Regions from separate parts of the Homo sapiens genome. Here region 2 is linked to region 1. The links are chromatin contacts, found by Hi-C or POLR2A ChIA-PET in ENCODE. All regions are on one chromosome and are shown on one strand. The core of a region is the stretch at or near the end of the contact, and the rest is flanking DNA. Distances in the headings are between cores, read along the strand shown. Region 1 overlaps ZMYND8 (zinc finger MYND-type containing 8). Region 2 overlaps NCOA3 (nuclear receptor coactivator 3).

Region 1 (2,784 bases), core at 142-2,641:
TTTTTTGTATTTTTAGTAGAGATGAGGCTTCGCCATGTTACCCAGGCTGGTCTCGAACTTCCGAGCTCAAGTGATCCTCCCACCTCAGCCTCCCAAGGTGCTGGGATTACAGGGGTGAACCACCGCACCTGGCATATTCTTGTTTCTTCGTGTAACAAACACTTCAGTTCTATGTCTTACAGTACCAGTGATAGGACTAGTAATAATATAGCAGCCCCCCCCAGTGAAGGAATGTGGCATGCCACGTGCTAGGCCAATTCTATTAATTCTTGCAGTAAAACAGATTTATTGTGTTAAAAACTTAATTATAGGCTGGGCACAGTGACTCATGGCTGTAATCCCAGCACTTCGGGAGGCTGAGGCGGGTGGATCCCTTGAGGCCAGGAGTTCCAGACCAGCCTGGCCAACATGGTAAAACCCTGTCTCTAGTAAAAATATAAAAAATAGCCGGGTGTGATAGCAGGAGCCTGAAGTTCTAGCTATTTGGGAGGCTGAGGCAGGAGAATCGCTTGAATCCAGGAGGCAGAGGTTGCAGTGAGCCGAGATTGCACAACTGCACTCCAGCCTGGGTGACAGAGCGAGACTCCATCTCAAAAAAACAAAAGCAAAGAAAACTTATTTCTTAAAACAATTTCTAATATTTATTGAGCACTTGCTCGGCGCCAATTGACATAGATCGACGACATTGATCCTCACTCCCTTATCATTCCCGGATGAGGAAAAGGATTCCCAGCTGCATGCCTACTCCATCCCTATGCGGCGTGTCAGTTTCAGCACTTTTGACGTTTGGGGCCAGATAACTCTTTCTTGTGGGGGGCCGCTCTGTGCATGGCAGCAGATTTAGCAGCGTTTTGGTCTCTAGCTCCTAGATGCCAGTAGCAACCCCCCACTCTCCTAAAATGTCTGGATGCAATGCCCAGTGTGCCCTGGAGAGAAGAATTGCTCATAGCTGAGAATCAGTGGTTCAGAGGATAACCCCAAAGCCCTAGAGGTTAATGGGGAAATAGAAAATAAAACCACTCTAATAGCAAACAGTAACAGAGTACTTACTGCATGCCAGGCACTGTTCAGATGATTGATTTAATCCTCACGGCAGCCTGATGAGATGTAGCTACTGTTATTGTCCCTTTGTATCATATTATTAGTGTCTCTCTTTGCTGCTGCCAGGAAGAGGGAGGCAGAGGTGCCAGTAACTGGCCCAGGGTTACACAGCAGGGCAACAGCTGAGCCGGGGCTTGAATCCACAGTGTCTGGCTTCTAATCTGTGCTTGAATCCAGGCCTCTTTACTTCTGGAGTCTTTCCCACTATATTACATTAACAGTAATGCAGGCAGGTCCTGGCACCAGAGCTGCCTAGCTTACTTGGATTCACCAGCCGAGTGGTATGTGAGTTTCAACACACTGAAGCCTTGTTCTGAGTTTTCTAATTTGTCAGGTGAGGAAACTGAGGCAAGTGCTGCCCACACAAGTGTCCCAGCACTTTCGAAGCCCCTGGGGAGTCTCAGTTCCTAACTCCAATTTGCCATCCACAAATTTCTTTCCAGCACCAGATCAACTCAGAATGTTTCTTGCTCATCTTGGAAGAGTTGGCTGTCATTGTTGTTAGTGATGCCTTTAGTCCCAGCTGTTTTTAAATGGGCCCAAGAGGCATTAACAGGACAGTCCCAGTACCATGGAGGGGCAAGGACAAAGGGGCAGGATTTGAAGGATCTTTAGGACGCTTGTTGGCCCCTATGAATGCTTGCTTTTTTAAACGTAAGTGGTTTATTGTCCTAACCCTGTGAAATGAGGCAGGGGAGAAGCAGGTCGTAGGTCATTTTAAGGTATTTTTAAAAGCCTTAGGCATAGGTACAGTTCTCTCTCCTCCTGTGAAAGTTTGAAATACAGTAAAGAAGGACATAATTTACCAACGTCTCCCTCACTCCATCTGGTACTGGGTTTGGCTTTACATAGCCTCAAGAACCTTTGAAATGGGAGCTGGAGATTTCCCAAGGGGCCAAGTTGGTCCCTGGCAGGTGCAGTGGCTGCGTGTGAGCTGGCCGTGGTGTCTTTCCACAAACAGATGATACGCATTTGTAAGCCTGGCTCCCGTTCTCCACATCTGGACCATGTGGGGGTTGGTTTAATCGCTATTTATGTTGAGATTTATATCCGTGAATGGGCCAAACCAATTTCAGTGGCAGCTTAGCCGATTTGTCTTAGAGCTTTGTGCTTAATAGAGTAACTGGGGAGACCTTCTTCATTTGTGGCTTTAACGGTTTCACATCCGGTTAAAGCCCTTTGCTGAAAATAAATGGCCAACCTGCTATGCTCCACCCCACCCCATTCGTGATACTGTAGCGGCCTTGCTGAAATCAAACACAATTTCATAATCTCTCCATTCTCTCCCTACACCACACCTACACGTTCTACTTGTTTATTTGTAAACCTGTCTTTTAACAATGCCATACTTTTTCAGCTTCACCAGCCTCCACCAAGACGGGACAAGCAGGGAGTTTATCCGGCAGCCCAAAGCCCTTCTCTCCTCAACTGTCAGCTCCTATCACGACGAAAACGGACAAAACCTCCACCACCGGCAGCATCCTGAATCTTAACCTGGGTCAGTCAGAATTTTTGCCAGTATCTTTCTGTGGCAACTGTGGATATTTTTGCAAATGACGTATCCTCTTGTGTATGTGGTTCTTGAACCTTCAACTCTTTTCTCTATGCAAAAAATGCAAAAGTTTCAGAGGATGAAGGTGAGAAAAGATCTGTGAAAAGAATAAGTAAGGGATTTCTTGGGGC
Region 2 (2,784 bases), core at 177-2,676, 310 kb before region 1:
TTTTGAGCTATATAAACTTAACTCAGTTTAAGAATTTTTTTTTCCCATTACTTAGTCCATTATTGTATGTTCAATTAAGTAAAAATGTATTTGCTTCCCAGGAGAACATTGGTAAGACATTTATAACAATCTTTTTTAAATGCTATAATCTTCTTGATAAGGGAGTGGGGGACAAGGAATTATTTCAAATTACAGCATATGCATGTCTAGTAAAATAAAGACAGGTATTACCACATATCTTGTGATATATACTAGAAAGAATCAAGCTGACTTATAATGTATTCTACATATTTAATAAATTAAACATTTAGTTCTATACGGAATCAGCCTGAAAATTCATAATAACGCAGTGAAAACAGACGCCTTGGCTTCTGAAAACCTAGATTTTGTAAAGTCCTGCTTCTTGAAATGATCTTGTGTTAGATTTTAATTCGATTTCAATTAAATGCTTGCTGTGTATCTATTAGAATCAGGCACTGCACTGGCACTTGGAAATAAGCAAATCACAGTTGCTGCCATCAATTAATTAGGAAAAGGGAAGCAGGTATAAACAGACCTAAAGTTCCTAAAATGAAAGCTATGTTCATTCAGTAAGCATCTGCTAAGCATCCATGTGCCACATTGTGCTAGACACCATGGATAAAAGGAAGAATTAAAAAGACCAGAGTCCCATGAGAGTATAAGGAAAGAATAGAGAAAAACTACCCTGCCTTTTTCATGGGGTTGTTAACTGTTCAACACTATTTACATGTGAAAGCAAGACAAATCCAAAACCATTTATCTCAGCCAAAGGGGGAGGCATTAATTGTACAATTTCTGCAATTATGTCCAGAGTTGTCATAACCAAAATGCCATTTGAGTTTCTTCATAATAAAGGCAAAAGACAAAAAACCTTCTATGAAATGGCCATTTGTGTAAAAATTACATAGGGATACAGGAAACATAAATGGGGTAAAGGTAGCTAAAACTTAAAACTTATTTTTAATTCAAGACATCCAGGAAATTATGCCATACATTTTTGCTTATACAACGATACTATCCACTGATGAACAATGGAACTAAACTAGCCTAAATTTTTTTAAATTAGCTTTAGATTAAGGAGAAAACTTAAAAATCTGGTTGGCAGATTAGTATAAAAGGCCTGATATCTTTGGCTGAGTTGAATATTAGCTCTTATCCAATGGTTACCAAAACAGGCATTCAAGCAAGCCGCTTGCTTGCGCTTGTTCTGCCTCTCTCTCCCTGCCACTTTGGAAAAACTGCATGCAGTGCTGCAGGATCACACAAAATAAATACAGGAAAGAGGGTGGGAGAGTTGGGTGGGGAAGTGAGCAAAGCTCTGGGCTCCACCAGTGGAAGGCGTTCCACAAGAATTGCTACAGGGTCAAAAGTTTACAGTGGTTTCAATTTCACCTTTTAGCAGCCAATCAGGAAACACAGGCTGCATGCTGACCCCTCGGGCTGCAAATGAACATTAACTCATTGGCTACCAGGATTGCACATTTTCCTTTTCTTATAAGGCTTTCCCTTCTTTTTATTTTTTTTAAGGACAGGGGAGTGGAGAAGGCAAAGAACACAATAAGTTCAAGGTGACAATTTTATTCAAGACAATATATTTTAAACAGGTGTTTGAGGGGAGAAATGATCGAGTAATTATCTTCTTTCTTCTTGAAATCTGAGTTTCTTTAGCCTGTAGTATCTAACAAACCAATTATTAATGCTAGTATCAAGACAAAGAATAAATTTAGGCAGGTAAAGGAGATGGATTTTCCTCCATGAGGTTGCAATTCTATGAACAATTTATAGGATGGTAAAAAGATAATACTGGTTGTGTATCCAGTAAATGCTTTAAAAGTAACTCAGATAATAAAGACATCTAACTGAAGGATTTGCCTATACCCCAATTTTTTTATTTGCATAGTTTCCCTACCCTCTCCTCAAACCATTACTATACACAGGTAATGTTCCTCTATCCTTTTCATAATGTGGATCCACAGAAATGCAGGCAGAGCTCTTAGCTAAGGTTTAAATTTTTCTTTTCTTATATTTCAGTACCTGGGAGTAACTGTACAATAAACTCAGGAGTGAACCATTTGGCAGTAGGTACAACTGCTCCCTAACTAATTTATGTAAATTTCTTCAAATGCAGAAACCAATAAACTAATCCATTAAATAATATTTTCAACATTCTATATTTAACATTGAGCAAGTCTAAAATGAAAACCTCTACTACATACACCTTAACTGGACTACATTTAAAAACTAGATGCCTTTGAAGCACCACAGGATAAAAGTGAAATCGCTGTATTAACTGCTCTACTATTAAAATGATTAGTCAAATCCTAAATGAACACACTGTAAATTTGTAGTTAGCAATATTTCTCTCTTTGACACAATAGGTAGTTGAATTTTAACAGACTCATTGACTTAAATTTACCTTTACGTTTAGAATACCCTGTAGGCACCACCATTGCCTAAGAAAACGATTTCATGTAGGATATTAGCTCTTATCCAAACCAGCAAAGTAAGATACCAGTTATTTCTGAAAACGTGAAAGTAAGCAAATATACAGAAGTGTGTGACTTAATATAACTGCTGAAGGGTTCCAAAATAACTTCAGTGTTTAAAGTTTATATAGCAATATAATGTCAGTTAAGATAGTAAATAAACTCGATGCTGATAGTTTTTTCTTAATTCGACATTAAAAGAAGTAATTTTCTAGTAACAATTCCCAAGCCTTCATGATTTAAGTTTATGCATATTTGGCAATAAAAAGTCTACTTT

Evidence for each region. Hi-C counts contacts between places; a loop is a spot of excess contacts on that map. ChIA-PET counts read pairs that join two places held with the same protein, here RNA polymerase II (POLR2A). Pooled maps may share reads with other maps.
Region 2: a loop to region 1 is called in a pooled map, with 3 times the contacts of the local background. The contact joins two enhancer-like sites. A Hi-C loop is called at or near these places in 6 of 50 pooled maps. POLR2A ChIA-PET finds 5 or more read pairs at or near these places in 5 of 52 experiments (H1, Panc1, activated B cell and 2 more).

What each region holds. Positions count from the first base shown.
Region 1 is chr20:47,262,103-47,264,886 of GRCh38, reverse strand. ZMYND8 (zinc finger MYND-type containing 8) reads left to right here. Exons shown (of 23, transcript NM_001281775.3): 12 at 2,459-2,599. Among named protein-coding and RNA genes, the nearest start is that of ZMYND8, 93 kb to the left of the region's middle. Within about 2 kb of position 1,391, at least 8 of the 41 ENCODE cell types and tissues checked have a DNase peak (open chromatin) inside an H3K27ac peak, as active enhancers do.
Region 2 is chr20:47,575,378-47,578,161 of GRCh38, reverse strand. All of the region lies in intron 1 of NCOA3 (nuclear receptor coactivator 3), which reads right to left. Among named protein-coding and RNA genes, the nearest start is that of NCOA3, 75 kb to the right of the region's middle. Within about 2 kb of position 1,426, at least 25 of the 41 ENCODE cell types and tissues checked have a DNase peak (open chromatin) inside an H3K27ac peak, as active enhancers do.